Linked DNA regions of Homo sapiens: region 2 is linked to region 1. A link is an interaction called in ENCODE POLR2A ChIA-PET data of the cell type or tissue named here. Cell type or tissue: Panc1. All regions are shown on one strand. Links, peaks and the distances in the headings refer to the core of each region. The heading gives the core; the rest is flanking DNA.

Region 1 (9,000 bases), core at 1-5,000:
TAAACCTTATTGTTTCTCTCTTAAGAGAGAAGGGGGTGCAGGCGGCAGCCAGGGTGGATGCTGTTGGAATAGTTGTAGAAGTAACAAGATTAGTGCTGTATTTTAACAGAAGGTGACATCATGGGCCCCATTGGACTTGAGTAACCCCGTGCTGCAGCCTTCATGGTCCCCTTGTCGGAGTGGGTGATGTCGCTATACACGTGAACTGCCACATTGGGGAAAATCAGGGGCTGAGGCTTTAATGAATCTTTACAAAGGAGCAGAACGCATCCTGAGTCGACCTGTGCAGCTGTGGGGTGCTTGGACAGAAGTACAAACCGGATGGCATGTCAGGAGAGGAAGTAATTAGAACAATTGGCTCGGGTTCCAGAGTATGGATTGGATAAGGGGAAGGTCCCAACTGGGCAACCCACTCAGGTGCTCCTTGGAGTGCTCTAGCTCTATGATTCACCTGTGGGGAGTTGACTGGTTGTTAGTGAGACTGGGAGAAATGCAGAAGCATTGGTGTTTGTGGGGACTTGGTTGTCTCTAAACAGCCGGGAGGGGGTGCTGTTAGGCTCGCTTTCAAAGCTGTGATCTGGCAGGGCGTGGTGGCTCCCGCCTGTAATCCCAGCACTTTGGGAGGCCGAGGAGGGCGGATCACTTGAGGTCAGGAGTTCGAGACCAGCCTGACCAACATGGAGAAACCCCGTCTCTACTAAAAATACAAAATTAGCTGGGTGTGGTGGCACGTGCCTGTAATCCCAGCTACTCGGGAGACTGAGGCAGGAGAATTGCTTGAACCCAGGAGGCAGAGGTTGTGGTGAGCCGAGATTGTGCCATTGCACTCCAGCCTGGGCAACAAGAGTGAAACTCTGCCTCAAAAAAAAAAAAAAAATGCTGTGATGTGAGTGCTCACCAGACCCTGTTGTGCCTGCATTCTTCAAGGCAAAAGTTTTACATCTGGACCCGCCTGTTCTGGCTGCGTGTGACAAACTTTCTGTAGACTCCAACACGCTTTGGGGAGAGGTGGCCTAGTTGAGGGCCTGGTCTGAGAAGGGAGGCAAATCCCCCAGGGCCTTTTAGCTTGGCATTGAGCTAATGGGGATTTTTTTTTTGCTTCCTCTTAAGTTTTACAAGAACAAAAAGTGTTGCCTGGGTTTCCCCACGGGGGTCTATTAAAAACTTTCGGGGTTTTCCCTGGTAAAGAATGATAAGAACAGAGGCATACTAACCTTGATCCTGTATCCTCTGTCCCTCATCAGATGTTTCCTTCCAATGGGCTTTTGGTGTAGGATGTCGGAGAACCAAGAACAGGAGGTAAGAGTATGGTCTGCAGAGAACAGGTGGGTAAAAGTTGGAGAGGGGATTTAGGAGGAAAGAGGACATAGAGATGCAAATCATTAATTATTACCTGCAGTATTACTTTGGTGGTTCTGATGAGCTCAGAATAAAGTCAGGAGAAAGAAATCAACAGCAGAGGCATTCCTAGGAAATTGGGGTTCCATTCTGACTAAATTTTCCTTTGATTGGAATATACTGGAATGTAAGCTTCATGGGGGCAGGCACTTACGTCTCTTGTTCATGCTTTATCCCCAGTGCCTATAACAGTGTCTGACACGTAGTGGGGCTCAGTAAAAATTTGTTGAATTGAGTGACTGAATTGAGTGAATGAAAGTTGAATTGAATAAATGAAAGTTGGTGTTGAGTGAATGAAAGTTGGTGTTGGGTGGAAAAATCTAGCGACCTGTGTTGTCAGAGCTGCCTTGCTGTGTAGCTGAAGCTGAGGGAGCTTTTCTTACCTACAGGAGGTGATTACAGTGCGTGTTCAGGACCCCCGAGTGCAGAATGAGGGCTCCTGGAACTCTTATGTGGATTATAAGATATTCCTCCATGTGAGTACATCAAGCTTCTGTATTGGGGTCAGCGCTCTGCAGGGCTGAGGGGCTTGTACTGAGGTGTAACCTTTTTTTTTTTTTTTTGAGATGGAGTTTTGCTCTTGTTGCCCAGGCTGGAGTGCAGTGGTGTGATCTCGGCTTACTGCAACCTCCGCCTCCCAGGTTCAAGTGATTCTCCTGCCTCAGCCTCCCAAGTAGCTGGGATTACAGGCATGTGCCACCACGCCCAGCTAATTTTGAATATATATTTTTTTAGTAGAGATGGGGTTTCATCATGTTGGCCAGGCTGGTTTTGAACTCCTGACCTCAAGTGATCCACCCTCCTTGGCCTCCCAAAGTGCTGGGATTATAGGCGTGAGCCACCGTGCAGGTCAAGGTGTAACCTATTTTTGAGTGTTTCTGGTGGACCCGAGACAGAAGACTTAGAAGAAAGGGAGGGAGGAAAGGAAAGAGAGCTTGAGGTATGTCTTTGAGTTGCTTTTGGGCTGCCTGGTGGCACCTTGTTCTAGTTGGGGACCTGATCAGGTCTGTGGCCTGATGGCATGGCTCCTCAGTGAAAGCAATGATAGGGAGCTCATGTGAACTTGTCTATTTCCACTAAACCCTTTTCATGTACTTCATGTGCTTTCATGTATAGACCAACAGCAAAGCCTTTACTGCCAAGACTTCCTGTGTGCGGCGCCGCTACCGTGAGTTCGTGTGGCTGAGAAAGCAGCTACAGAGAAATGCTGGTTTGGTGTGAGTTTGCTCTTGCTTCCTTCTTGGGTCTGTGACTGGCTTTTTGGGTGCTTATGTAGGAACTGGAGTTGACAATGAAGAGAACTTGCAACATACCAGGCACTAAGGAAATTGGGAAATATGTTGTTTCTTTTTTTGTTTTTTGGGTTTTTTTTTTTTTTTGATGTAGGGTCTTGCTTTGTTACAGAGGCTGGAGTGCAGTGGTGCAATCATGGCTCACTGCAGCCTCAACCTCCTGGGTTCTAGCAATCCTCCCACCTCAGCTTCCCAAGTGGCTGGGACTACAGGTGCATGCCACCACACTTGCCTAATTTGGAAAATATTTTTGTAGAGATGGAGGTCTCCCTATGTTACTAGGGTGGTCTTGAACTCCTGGGCTCAAGCAGTCCTCCTGCCTTGGCCTTCCAAATTGTTGGGATTACAGGTGTGAGCCACCAGGCCCGGCTGGGAAATAATGTTTTTTTTTTTTTTGAGATGGAGTCTTGCTCTGTTGCCCAGGCTGGAGTGCAGTGGCATGATCTCATCTCACTGCAACCTCCACCTCCCAGGTTGAAGCAATTCTCTCTGCCTCAGCCTCCCAAGTAGCTGGGATTACAGGTGCCCACCACTATGCCTGCCTAATTTTTGTATTTTTAGTAGAGGTGGGGTTTGTCCATGTTGGCCAGGCTGGTCTCAAATTCCTGGACTCAAGTGATCCACCTGTCTCGGCCTCCCAAAGTGCTGGGATTACAGGCGTGAGCCACCACTCCTGGCTGGGAAATATGTTCTTTTTTTTTTTTTTTTGAGACTGAGTTTTGCTCTTGTTGCCTGGGTGCGATCTCGGCTCACCGCAACCTCCACCTCCCGGGTTCAAGAGGTTCTCCTGCCTCAGCCTCCTGAGTAGCTGGGATTACAGGCATGCGCCACCACTCCTGGCTAATTTTGTATTTTTAGTAGAGATGGGGTTTCTCCATGTTGGTCAGGCTGGTCTCGAACTCCTAACCTCAGGTGATCTGCCTGCCTTAGCCTCCCAAAGTTGCTAGGATTATAGGCGTGAGGCACCATGCCCAGGCCTTCTTTTTTTTTTTTTTTTTTGAGATGGAGTCTCGCTCTGTCGCCCAGGCTGGAGTGCAGTGGTACAATCTCGGCTTACTGCAACCTCCGCCTCCCGGGTTCAAGCAGTTCTCTGCCTCAGCCTCCCGAGTAGCTGGAATTACAGGGGGTTACCACCATGCCCAGCTAATGTTTTGTATTTTTAGTGGAGGTGGGGTTTTACCATCTTGGCCAGGCTGGGTTTTTTTTGCTTTTTTTTTTTTTTTTTGAGACAGAGTTTCACTTTGTTGCCCAGGCTGGAGTGCAGTGACACCCTCCACCTCCCAGGCTCAAGCAATTTTTGTGCCTCAGCCTTCCGAGTAGCTGGGATTACAGGCGCCTGCCACCACGCCTGGCTGACTATTTTGTATTTTAGTAGAGATGAGGTTTTACCACGTTGCCCAGGCTGGTGTCGAACTCCTGAGCTCAGGCAATCCACCCATCTCCACCTCCCAAAGTGCTAGGATTACAGGTGTGAGCCACTGCGCCCAGCCTGGGCAGGCTGGTCTTAAACTGACCTCATGATCCACCTGCCTTGGCCTTCCAAAGTGCTGGGATTACAGACGTGAGCCACCATGCTCCGCCTTTTTTCTTTTTTTTTTTTTTTGAGACGGAGTCTCACTCTGTTGCCCAGGCTGGAGTACAATGGTGTGATCTCGGCTCACTGCTACCTCAGCCTCCTGGGTTCAAGCGATTCTCCTGCCTCAGCTTCCCGAGTAGCTGGGATTACAGGTCCCTACCCCCACGCCCAGCTAATTTTTGTGTTTTTAGTAGTGACAGGGTTTTACCATGCTAGCCAGGCTGGTCTCGAACTCCCAACCTCAGGCAATCCGCCTGCCTCGGCCTCCCAAAGTGCTGGGATTACAGGCGTGAGCCACCGCACCCGGCCAGATATATGTTCTTAAATCATATTTTCAAGTCAGTGAAAAAAGTAGAATCTAATTTCGAGTATTTTTACCTAACAAAGCCATACTAACATCAAAAATATTTTTCTTTCTTTATATGCATATATGTCTAGAGCTCAACAAATATACAGCTAACATTTTAAACAGTTTAAATCTGCTTATCAGAAAATTTTAAGCACCTGGACTTATTTGACAGCTAGTGTTTCCATCCACTTCACATGTAAAAATAATGATTTTTTTTTCTCTTTTAATACAGAGGTCCTTTTCCAGAGACATATGAGAGCCTAGGGAAGGCAGTTATTATTTACTCCTCACACCCACCTGCCAAATAAGTCCTGAAAGTGGAGAGAATTACAACAGTGATTTTGCTGTAGGATGGTCACTGAATACTCAGTGGTGATAGGTGGCCTGTTGAGTGACCAAGTCAGTTAGTTAACATGTGGAACTGATGAGGCTGTTGTCCTGGGGCAGGCCCTAATAAACCAGGTGAAACTCCGTTCCCCTGACAAATCCTATATCCTCCAGCCTGGCCTGTTTTTTTTTTGTTTTGTTTTTCTTTTTCTTTCTTTTTTTTTTTTTTTGAGACAGAGCTTAGCTAAGTGAGCCTCTGCCGGTCGCGGTGGCTCACGCCCAGCACTTTGGGAGGCTGAGGCAGGTGGATCATGAGGTCAGGAGTTCAAGACCAGCCTGGCCAAGATGGTGAAACCCCATCTCTACTAAAAATACAAAAAACTAGCCGGGTGTGGTGGCAGGTGCCTGTAATCCCAGCTACTCAGGAGGCTGAGGCAGAGAATTGCTTGAACCTGGGAGGCAGAGGTTGCAGTGAGCTGAGATTGTGCCACTGCACTCCAGCCTGGTGACAGAGCGAGACTGTCTCAAAAACAACAACAACAACTACAAAAAAATGTGAGCCTCAGCAGCCTCAAACGCCTGGGGTCAAGGGATTCTCCCACTTCAGCCTCCCAAGTAGCTGGGACTACAGGTATGTGCCACCATGCTCAGCTAATTTTTGTATTTTTTGTAGAGAAAGGTCTCACTTTGTTGCCCAGGCTGGTCTCTCAAACTCCTTGGCCTCAAGTGATCCTCCTACCTCAGTCTCCCAAGTTGTTGGGATTACAGTTGTGAGCCACTGCGTCCCACTCCAGTTTCTTCCTTTTTAAAAATAATAGTTGATGGTGGGTGTGGATTTCTTTTTTCCTTTTTTTTTTTTTTTCTGAGGCGGAGTCTCGCTCTGTCACCCAGGCTAGAGTGTAGTGGTGCAATCTCGGCTCACTGCAACTCCCAGGTTCAAGGGATTCTTCTGCCTCAGCCTCCTGAGCAGTTGGGATTACAGGTGTACACCACCACGGCTGGCTAATTTTTGTATTTTTAGTAGAGTCGGGGTTTCACCATTTTGGTCAGGCTGGTCTCCAACTCCTGACCTCATGATCTACGTGCCTTGTCCTCCCAAAGTGCTGCTATTACAGGTGTGAGCCACTGCGCCCGGCCTTTTTTTTTTTTTTGAGATGGAGTCTTGCTCCTGTCTCATCCTGCAGGCTGGAGTGTTTGCAGTGGCACGATCTCGGCTCACTGCAACCTCCACCTCACAGGTTCAAGTGATTCTCCTTCCTCAGCCTCCTGAGTAGCTGGGATTACAGGGGTGCACCACCATGCCCTACTAATTTTCTTTTCTTTTCTCTTTTTTGTTTTTTTTTGAGATGGAGTTTCGCTCTTGTTGCCCAGGCTGGAGTGCAATGGCTTGATCTCAGCTCACCACAACCTCCGCCTCCCAGGTTTAAGTGATTCCCCTGCCTCAGCCTCCCGAGTAGCTGGGGATTACAGGCATGTGCCACCACGCCTGGCTAATTATGTATTTTTATTTTTATTTATTTATTTATTTAATTTTTTTTTTTTTGAGACAGAGTTTCACTCTTGTTGCCCAGGCTGGAGTGCAAGGGTACAATCTCAGCTCACTGCAAGCTCCGCCTCCCAGGTTCACGCCATTCTCCTGCCTCAGCCTCCCGAGTAGTTGGGACTACAGGCGCCCGCCACCACGCCCGGCTAGTTTTTTCTATTTTTTAGTTGAGATGGGGTTTCACCGTGTTAGCCAGGATGGTCTCGATTTTCTGACCTCGTGATCCCCACCCACCTCGGCCTCCCAAAGTGCTGGGATTACAGGCGTGAGCCACCGCGCCTGGCTGTTTTTTTTTTTTAAAGGAGAGATGAGGTTTCACCATGTCGCCCAAGCTGGTCTTGAACTCCTGAGCTCAAGTGATCTGCCCACCTCGGCCTCCCAAAGTGCCAGGATTACAGGCATGAACCATGGCACCAAGCTGGGAGTGGGTTTCATAAACAACATAGTGTGGCTCGGCTTGGTGGCTCACACATGTAATTCCAGTGCTTTGGGAGGTTAAGGAAGGAGGATCACTTGAGGCCAGGAGTTTGAGACCAGCCTGGGCAACAGAGCAATACTGTCTCTACAGATACATAAGTAAACAAATAAATAAATTAGGTGCACACAGTGGCACGTACCGGTAGTCATAGTTATTCTGGGAGGCTGATGCAGGAGGATTACTTCATCCCAGGAATTTGAGGCTGCGGCGAGCTATGCTCACGTTTATGCTACTGCACTCCAGCCTGGGCAACCTGGAGAGAGCAGCTTGGAAAGCAATACCTTGTCTCTAAAATCAAACAGACAAAAATAATGTATCAGCATGGGTTTTATAGTCATAGATCTGGTTCTGATATGAGCTTTGCTGCTTATTAGCTGTGTAACAGTGAGACATTTACTTAACTTCTCTGATCTGAAGTGAGTTAATATCTTTCTCACGGGGTTTTGGGATGACTAAATGAAATCATGTTTATAAAACATTTAGCACAGTCTGGCTTGACACTTGGCATGCAGTCAATGTTAGCACCACCCCTTATTAAAAGCTAATTGGGGCCAGGCACGGTGGCTCATGCCTGTAATCCCAGCACTTTGGGAGGCCGAGGCAGGCAGGGATCACGAGGTCAGATCAAGACCATCCTGGCTAACATGGTGAAACCCCGTCTCTATTAAAAATACAAAAAATTAGCTGGGTGTGGTGGCCTGCACCTGTAATCCCAGTTACTCGGGAGGCTGAGGCAGAGAACTGCTTGAACCCGGGAGGCAGACGTTGCAGTAAGCCGAGATTGTACCACTGCACTTCAGCCTGGGCGACAGAGCGAGACTCCATCTCAAAAAAAAAAAAAAAAGCTATTTGTATTGATTAGACCTCTTTTTAAGGGATTTCCTTGATCAGAGGCCGGAATGACTATCTTAGATGTTACACTTATCATGGGTGTTATATCATGTGGCTGCACAGGCCTGTTCCTGAACTTCCTGGGAAGTCAACCTTCTTCGGCACCTCAGATGAGTTCATTGAGAAGCGACGACAAGGTCTGCAGCACTTCCTTGAAAAGTGAGTGGACAGAACGGCTGGTGCTGGCCACCAAGGGTGGAGGCAGGGGTGGAGGAATGTGCCAGGCAGGATGGAGCTCCCTGCTCAGGTAGCCAGAAGTTCTTAAGAGGATGGGGAATGGAGAGCAGTTCCTCAGGGTGATGCTCTGTGTTGTGCTACCTGTGTTTTTCCCAGGGTCCTGCAGAGTGTGGTTCTCCTGTCAGACAGCCAGTTGCACCTATTCCTGCAAAGCCAGCTCTCGGTGCCTGAGATAGAAGCCTGTGTCCAGGGCCGAAGTACCATGACTGTGTCTGATGCCATTCTTCGATATGCTATGTCAAACTGTGGCTGGGCCCAGGAAGAGAGGCAGAGCTCTTCTCACCTGGCTAAAGGAGACCAGCCTAAGAGGTAACTGGAGTACTCTTTGAGATAGCAGGGGCTAGGTTTGCTATAACCTGGACCAGAGAGGTGTCCATTTGTTAGGGAAAGTAATGTCATAGCATTGGTAGCCTTTCACAACCTTTCTTGTTCTTTGGGTGCGTGGCTTTCTATCCAGGTGGGTCTGTGTTAACCCACCACTGGGTAGCAGGGGCTCCTACTGAAACCTGGGGAGAAAGAAGGGAAAGCTTTCTCATTTATTCGGTTTTTTATTCCTCCTCCCTCCCTTTTTATTTATTTATTTTTTTGTGTGGAGACGGACGCTCACTCTTTCACCCAGGCTGGAGTGCAGTGGCGTGATCTCGGCTCACTGCAACCTCTGCCTCCTGGGTTCAAGCGATTCTCCTGCCTCAGCTTCCTGAGTAGCTGGGATTACAGGCAAGTGCCACCACACCTGGCTAAGTTTTGTATTTTTAGTAGAGACGGGATTTTGCCATGTTGGCCAGGCTGGTCTCAAACACCTGACCTTAGGTGATCCGCCTGCCTCTGCCTCCCAAAGTGCTAGGATTATTGGCATAAGCCTGGCCTAATAGCTTTATTGACACACAATTTACCTGCCATAAAGTTTAC
Region 2 (9,000 bases), core at 1-5,000, 140 kb after region 1:
TGTCTGCATGGGCAATAAAGTATAAATCCCAAGTGCACATATATATAGATGTATTGTTAAAGAGAAACAAAAGAATTACTTAAGTCCACACTACAATATATTATAGCCATGTTATTTTAGAGAATTTTGACAACACATTAGCTTTTCAATGGTGTTCATGGAATATTAATTCATTCTGTCATATTTACTGAACGCCTACTAGATGCAAGATGTAAAGTTGCTTCTGTATGTTGTCTTAGAAGAAAAGTAGATTTATTTAACTTAAACATACTATTATTCCTGCTTAAGTGACAAGGATTCTCTTATACTTCTGTCACCTAGAAATACCATAAAATTCTGCAAATTCCAAGCAATAAGGATGTAAACTTCAATAATACAAGCAAATACAATTCTAACATCATCAGCAATGGTCTGAAAATCTATGATATGATCCCAAGAGCACTTGAATTTTCTTATAGCTTGGGCTTTTGTTTTGTTTTTCTTTTTTCCTTTGGGTAAGCTGTTGAGATTTCTTCTTTCCCTTTCATGGAAACTTCTCTACACATTGAAATGAATCAGAAGCTCCTCCCCTGGATGGGCTAGTACTCCTCCTTCAAATGCTGAACGTCATCACAGGAGAGACAGAGGGACCTAGTGAAAGGCAGATGGTGATAAGCTCATACTTGGTGAAGAAAGGAAGAGGAAAAGAGTCTGAAACCTCTTATTGGGCTTATCTTGTTTTTAATTAACAGAATATAATTAAAATTCAAGCCAGACAAAATGACTGGATCTTAAATCAGAATTATGTCTAAGAGTGGAGACTGCAGTCATCTGTTTGCACTCATTAAAGGTGACCTCCACTACTTTCTGGGTCTCCCATTTTGCACTGCTACTTATAGGCAAGTTCTTTTTTTATTTCTTAGCCACATAAAAAAGGATTTTTTTCCTTTCTGCACCAGTACTAACTAAATATATATATATGTATATATATATATTTACATATAGTTGTACTGCACATTAGGATAAAGAATATGGTATAACAGGATACAATATAATAGATTTTTAAAAATCTTGACCTTTCTCTATAATTATTACATTCAAAATGATTCCCCTAACATTGATAATCATGTAATCTGGCAGAGAAACTAATTTTCCAGTAAAAAATTTGAAGGTTAAAGTTTTCCCTAACTTAAACAAAACGTGGCTAGAGATTATAGTTTTTGTTTTACAATCATCCCACAATATTCAAACATTCTAGTCTTACTACCTCAAAATCTACACCTAAGAGCTATCTAGGAGGTTTGTAATATCAACCCCCATAATTTTTCCTTCGAAGAGATCTGCAGCCTCAGCTTATGAAAAATGCAGTCTGTTCACCCTAGGAGAATATAAGTCATAACGTTTGTTTTGGAAATCTATTTTACCCAATATTTCTCAATGAAATAAATTGTATAAATGAAATAAAACTGACACTGCAATATTTACTAAATCACTACCGTCTGCTCTCTGCTTAACACTCTGGCTATCATTGGTTTCTCCTTCTTCAGTTTAGCAGCCGAAAGAGCAAAGGAAAAAGGCTTCTGCAAAGATGCATTTTTAAATCAATATAAATAAGGTTATAAAATAGCCACACTTAGCATGGTTTCCTCCTTCCTTGTCATCCCCATGCATTTGTCACTTTCTCACTGGCTTCTCTTCTTAATAATGTGCATTCTTCAGTTTACCAAAATGTGTGTGTGTGTGTGTGTGTGAGGAGTTCACACATAGAACTAGGGCAAAAAGGTCCAGAGAGTAGTGTAAGAGAGAAAAATTCAAGTAAATCAATCCCATGTAAACTTTATTAATGGTCTGATATTACATACAGACTGAATGATGAAAAAATTGTTAATTATAATTGACATTCTTATTTGAAAATAACTATTAATAAAAATGAAATATTTAAAGGTGAAAGTGGTTAGCCAAAAGATACTTTTAAATATCAAGTCTACAAATAAAAAGAAACAAAAATATTTTCAGGGCCCCGAAGAGCAAATGTTCCTTTTAGTCTGTGGCATCACGGAGTCACACTGTTACATTGACAATGAAGGAGACTAGACTCCACCAGCATCCTAGTCCTAGTTTTCAGGATAGCTGTGAGGTAGTGTACAAAGCCTCATGCAGAGAAATTCCCCTTTATTCTGTGGAGAATTTGATTCATGAAGGAGCAGGACTGATCTGTTTATCAGTGCTGAGAAAGTCTTGTAAAGGACATTGCCTATGAAAGGAGAGAAGGAAGGTAAAAATGGGACAGGAGGCTCTGAGGGCTCCTTTGGCAATTGAAGGTAAGGAAGGAAGAAGCTAAGCTATAAATAAAAAATATTTCTAGAAATGGTATGTGGATGATGCATTATTAATGATGGTGAAATACATCTCAATATGGAGGGGAGAGTGGCCACATCTTAAGATGGAATAGTCACTTGGTCCAAACACTGCTGATGCTCTTGTGATTTTAGAAGGATGCAAAATACCCCCTAAAGTCAAAGAGGTTTTAAGTGTTCACATGTCTACTTGATTAAGCACAAGGATGATACTAAAGAACTAATATGCAATAAAGAGATGAAAAAACACACAATGTTATTTTGATAATCTCAAATGTTTAAGCCTCACAACTGTATGAGAGCCTAGCTTACTGTCATTTAAAATTTTTTTTTTTTGTATTTTAAAAGGTCTATCTTAACTTTTAAAAACAAGTCTCATTACCTACAGAGTCTAGAAAGTACTGACTGTAGCTTGAGGTTATGAAACTGAAGGATTCCTGACTTACTGTTCTCCATTTTAACCGCTAGATGTATTTTCTGTTAACATATTCTGGGGTTAAAAAAATTGGCCTTTTTCACATTTACCTGGATTCCCAAGTATGTATCCAAACAGTATTTAGCCAGTTTACTACAAACACAAATCTTACATGTGGAGCTATGTGTGAAGGTATTATAATTATAGCAGTAATGCAAATATGGTAAAGAGGACCAAAACAGGTGACAGATGGTCACAGACTTAAGACTTATAACTTAAAAATGCAGCTTCACTTTGAAGGATGTATTGTGGTACATCCATGGACATTCAGAAAATTTGTCGGAAACTTACAAAGAAGGAAGATGGTTAGCAGCTTAATATACTCTTTTCTTTTCTTTTTTCTTTCTTTCTTTTTTTTTTTTTTTTTTTTGGTTATCTAGATGGGAGATTTAGTCCTGGTGCCTGAATTTGAGGGTCTCTCACACTGCTCATCTCAACAATCAATTTTTACTGCTGTAGAAGATAATAATGGTAATAACACTATAGAAAAAAACTACCATGACCTATAAGTTATTAGTCTTTTAAAAATAACTGTAGTGTATGCAGCTTCTTCATTTCCTGAAGTAGAAGAGAAGCTGATAGTTGGAGCCTCTGAAGCTGTTCATATATCTCCTGAATGCATGCAAGAGGTTGATTTGCTCACAAAGGAAGAGCAGCTTTGAGAATGGGCCACATGGATGAGAAAAGCGACCCAACATTAGAAATCTGCTGAGGACAATCACCTTCTGGCCCACCTGTCTTCTTGCACCAAGTTCCAGCAAAAAGCTCGCATCATGACACACTAGTGCTTTATCATCCTACAACAAAAAAAAGTCAGGATTCGAGGCCAGTTAAAGTGATGCTCTTAGGTAGCAAATTGTCAGTATTCCCAAAAGGACAGTCCTCTGATGGTGCTTTTGATACTGAAATTTCAAAGATCTCTGTTCACCTGAATGACATCCATAAATTAAGTCTCCCACAAAGTCCAAAATGTTCTTCTATTGCATTTAACAGAGAAGATACAAAATATAAAACTTTATTTCATGTGTGTGCAGATTTCCATATGCTTAACAAGAACTCACCTGGTTTCTATATTATGTGAAAAGATTGTCCTTATAAGACAAATTATATTCTAGTCACTTTCAAATGAAGTGGATTCACCAAGCACACAGTTTATCTCAGGATCTGGAAGCCTTCCTTAAAGCATGACTGTGCAACAAGAGTTTTAATGCCACTCCACTCTGTAATGCACTGCATGTTAACAAGATTTATATACATTACTGGTGCCGTTAAGGAAACTTAAATGACTTGCAGTTTCTCTAGATGAGATTTTAAAAAATCTTAAAAAGGGTGTGTAGCATACAAATGAAATCAGATTACATTAGAAGTTGTTTAAAAGTACAAACATAATACTGCTTGTGTACCAGCTATGGAACACACAGCAAAGACTTGTTTTACTTCAGACAAGCATTCTACAGTCACTGAACATAAAAAACCATAAAGTTACAGCTGCTTTTAAAATGTCACTTAGGGACAAACTGTATAGATGGGAAATTAGATAGTACTGAATGGTTCTGGAGAAGGACCAGGCCTGTACTCTGAACTCCTAACTCTGCATTCATGAGAAAGAATAAAATATTTCTCATCACTAATCATGTTTTCATATGTAGGTACCTGTACCTACAATGTGATCCAAATAATTTATCAGATTCAGAATGATTAATACTTTCCAAACTATACTTAAAATTGAGTCTAGTTATATTGTATGAAAATTGAGAAAAATGAGGTAGATGATGTTTGGGTAACAATTAAAATTTTAGGCAGATGCTTGAATGTCCGTAATTTTTTAAAATGGGGGACTCTACAGTACATGCTGCAAAAATGACTCAAGCTAGGATTTTCAGAATAACCTATATTTTAAAAGTGCAGAACAATGTCAAATCTTTAAGCTTTCAAGCAGAGGATTCGCAATAAAATGAAATCATTAGGCAAAGAGTGGTCACTGTTACGATAAGAAGAAAAAATAATTCAAAATTCTCATATCTATTATTATATTAGAATAGTTCACTTTCTTCTCTACATAATAACATTGGGTATTAAAGAGCCATTTATGCATACCTTATTATTATTTATGAAATTACAAATACACACAGTGTCTGATAACTCATCTCTCTGTATTAAATAGGAACATACATTGTTTTTTAAAATGTCTGCCTTTTACAATGTGTTAGGTAACAGCTTTCCATAGCGTAATCATGAATGCATTATATAATGTGCTTTATAAGAAATTATTAAGGATTATGACTATAGCAATGTAATTCGAATATAAATATGAATAAAGCATTTAGGAATGATATTTTCACTTAGACTGTTACCTACATAATTTGCAGCAATACAATTATCATAGAAGAAGACATACATTTACAGAAAAAGCTGTTGCTACGAATGTTAGTAAAAATCCTATAACGTAGGTGTTTTTCTAGCAACTTCACAAAACCCATGCCTTTAAAAACATGAGGAGAATCCACAATGCCACCTACAGTTTTCTTGACAGTAATCTTGCCTTGGCAGGAAAAAAGGTCAGCTTTATTTGAAAAGCCAGGTGCATGTAAATTTCCAAACTGCAAGTAGGTGGCAGTGGAGACATTTCTGGATGGCCCTTCTCAGTTGGAAATGTAAAAGGAGGAGGAAGCTTCCTTAAAAACAAGTTAAAAACATACTAAAATAAATAATTTCCTGAAATGTAACCTTCCAGATCACCATTAAGAGCTAATAAATTATTTGTCTTTAGGGACCAAAATCCCACCAATCTCTTAATGAAGACAACCATAGCATGAAAAGTGAGCAGCATGGATGACAAAATTAGAAAAAAATGAAAAGAGAGAAGTGTTGGACAATTGTTTCCCACAAATCTAAAAGAAATAATTAGGAATTTGATGTGGACAAGAAACTCCGAGGCTAGCAGCATGAAATACATAAATTTAAAACTAGTAACTTAGCATTTTAAGAAGCCATTAAGAAATCTCCTGTTTGAATGTGAATTTAAGAGTAAGGGAGATGAGTTTATTAGGATCTGGTCTTTAATGAAGAATATCAATTGAGTCCATCAAAAAATTGTGTACAAGAGGCTATTAAACAATGTAGACATATTTAAAGTGTGCTCAACTATAAACAAACACTAGAAACATTAGAATAAAACCACCTGAATTGTCTTTCAAGGTTAATGAGTTGGCATTTAGATTCATTCCATTCTCAAGTTTACTTGCAAAGATAAGAAGGGTCATTAAGTTGTATTATCGGTTCAATTTAATTGATTTGACTCGTGGACATCATATTAGAAACTGGAAAATGCCCAAGAATAAACACTGGAGGGGTGTGTGTGTGTATCAATATACATGGAAAGAAACAGGTAAATGTGTTGTAAGATGGAAAAAAAGGAAGTTAATGACATTATTTATATCGGAATCACCACGTGAAAAGAAATCAAGGTAAACGTCCAGATCAAAGCTTTTTCACACCATGACTATCTCGAATCAGCTTTTCTCCTTTCCTTAATTGGTTAACCACACACACACAGTTTAACAACAAAGGCAACCAAGTGGTCAAGGGATGCAAGAAACCTGGTGAAAACAAATGCCACGTTCTTAGTACTACTGTTCCCCTGCCTGGAACATTCTTCTTCTGTTCATCTTTTAAGATTCACCTCAAAATCCAGATACTCTAAAATGCTGTTCGGAATCCCTGATGTGAATTTAATCACTCCCTCTCCTGCAGTATTTAAAAAAACTTCTATTATAGCAATTATCACATTTTAGAATTAGAATTATTATAGTTGTGTTTGGATCTGAACGACCCCTAAGTCTGCAAGTCCTAGGAGGGCAGGGGTCAGTCCTTGACAATTTTTGGAAAATTTCTGATGCCATGCTCTGCAAGGATGTTTATCTGAATTAGTTGAAAGGATGACTTAAAACCATCTCTCAAAATACGCCATGCTTTAATGCTGTGGACAGTAAAGAATCTATGCTTTGGTGAACAACAGAAGAGTGACATGCCTGTGACTCACTCTGAATAGAGCCTTATAAAGCCTTAAAAAGAAATGTGGCACCAACCTTTACCCTCTCCTTATATACGCAGGAATCCTTGGGAGCTACAGGGTTAGTTTGGTTGCTAGGAGTAAGGCCTGAGAATTATTAGTGAACTGGCATCCTGGAAGCAGTAGGGGGCGTTTTACGCTGAGGATGCTATTGGAGGATGTACTCACAGACTGTGTGATGGGCGGTCACCTAGTCATTGTCCTGGTGACCTTTTAAATGTAAGCAGCAGGAAGCATAACTCAGGCCTGGTAGCAGTGATCAGAGTCATGGGGGAACAAACTGTAAAAATTCCAAAGCAAGGGCCATACTGAACCCAGAATTCTCAAATTCAGGAAGAAACTTCCTAGGCTAATTAATAGAGTTTGTTACTTAGGTTTCCCACATCAAAAGGGATTTGGTGTCGTTGTTTTCTACCCTTTCTATTCCTTGCCCCCTTATGGCATTACAGGTTCCTTTTGTTTTATGGTGGGGGAAAAAACCATACACACAATGAAAGAATATTGAAAAAGTTCTGTAAAAGCTCCCCTGAGAGAGAAAAATCTCTGGAAGTCATTCTTCCTCTTGGAAAGGCGTTGGATCAATTTCATTCTTCTCCAGATAACACATAAAACTCAGCACAGGCTATGTAAGTAAAAGAAAGTTTCAGTGAGGGTTTGTTTCTTGCTGCCAAGGGTCTGCAACTTCGAATTGCCTGAAATACTGAACATATTGAGACATGAATGCTGCAAACATCTAAAAATATTAGTAGTGTGGCTGCCTACAAAGAAGATGGAGGGCCTACCTGAGGCGGCAGAGCCTCTTACATTGGAGGGTTGGAGAGAATCATCCACCTGCAGGAGGCCCCCAGTCAGGAGGTTAGAAGACCATATTTAAGAAGAAGGAATCACAGTCCAAGTTCGGCCTCAAACCAGTACATTTTAAGAGTCTCAGTAGATAGCAAAGAGATCATAAAAATGACTCACCAAAAGGCATATATTAAAATTGGACTGGGATGCATTTTTAAGAAAGCCAGAAAACTCCAAGAGCATAGCTTCAGAATAAGAACAACACATGGTTTTTTGGGGGGGAAGTTTAATAAACTGCAGTTTTGGATTACCTTAATCCATATCCTTAATCCACAAAATTCTGTCATTCACTGTTTTGGGCAATGTGACATTATATTTTATTGTAAAGTATTATAGTATATTTCTGTTTGATGAGTAAAAACTTGAACAATTAAAATAAACAATGTATATTGTAATCTCATTGCATGAAGATTTGATTTTCCTATTCTGTTGTAAATTTTAAATTTCTTATCCTGTTAAAAAGCCCATAAAACAGATTTTGTGAACATATGTTTTATGAGCCAATGCCAAAGTAAGAGTGGTAAATCCCTCAGTCACAGACATAATCTTCAGAAGTCAACACTTAATTATTCAGCTTGTAGATTTTCCATGCTTTCCTGTCCCTCCTCCTTGGTATTTCATTGCACACACACACTTCTTTTAGAAAGCAGGCAAACAAAAGAAGTAGAAGAGATGAAACTCAGACTTGAAGGTGTGGATATCTGTAACATTACTTTGAAATGTTGTCAGCAAGGAAAAAGAAGCTAAAAGATAATAAAAATTGTTATCATTTAAGAATAGCTTTCATTTCAAAACAGTATTTCATGTGCATTTTTTTTCAAATGTCTGTTTAAAAGTTTTTGCAAATTAATTGTGGTTAGGATGTTTCAAACTAACACAGTAAATAGATTTTCACCTCAAAATTGTACCTACTTAAAAACATTTAAATTTTACTTAATACTGACTTTTAGGTTGATTCTTCAGTAAACAAAGTGAGAGCTTGTCATTAACTACCAGCAGGTGGTGGTATTCACAAATAGGGTACAAGAAATACTGAAAGGGCTATGAGTATAACCAATATGTGGTTCAGATTTATGGATTATGGATTTTAAAACATTTTTAATGGAGTTGTCAGCACACTGAAACTACTTCCATTCCCATCTGTTCCATATGAATGTGGAAACTTGGAAGTCACCTTAAAATATGTGCCTGTAGAAAGTTTTGCATTAAGAACATTGGGTCTCTTTATAAAAGCAGACAAATATTTTCTATTTTTAAATATTTAAATTTTC

The links. Peaks named below come from ENCODE experiments on the same cell type or tissue, not always from the same donor. Only the 100,000 strongest peaks of a DNase experiment are listed, where the experiment ranks them.
Region 2: POLR2A ChIA-PET joins it to region 1 with 5 read pairs; 4 of 35 experiments call an interaction of 5 or more read pairs at or near these places.

The regions. Positions count from the first base shown.
Region 1 is chr17:48,110,787-48,119,786 of GRCh38, forward strand. It overlaps SNX11 (sorting nexin 11), which reads left to right. Exons shown (of 7, transcript NM_013323.3): 2 at 1,245-1,299; 3 at 1,788-1,874; 4 at 2,515-2,615; 5 at 7,918-8,013; 6 at 8,188-8,400. The coding sequence starts at 1,258. Among named protein-coding and RNA genes, the nearest start is that of SNX11, 7.5 kb to the left of the region's middle. In Panc1, for the core only: no CTCF peak of the experiment used is centred there; no DNase peak of the experiment used is centred there.
Region 2 is chr17:48,254,468-48,263,467 of GRCh38, forward strand. The region is part of intron 4 of SKAP1 (src kinase associated phosphoprotein 1); the gene reads right to left. Among named protein-coding and RNA genes, the nearest start is that of SKAP1-AS2, 35 kb to the right of the region's middle. In Panc1, for the core only: no CTCF peak of the experiment used is centred there; no DNase peak of the experiment used is centred there; H3K27ac peaks cover 1,240 bases.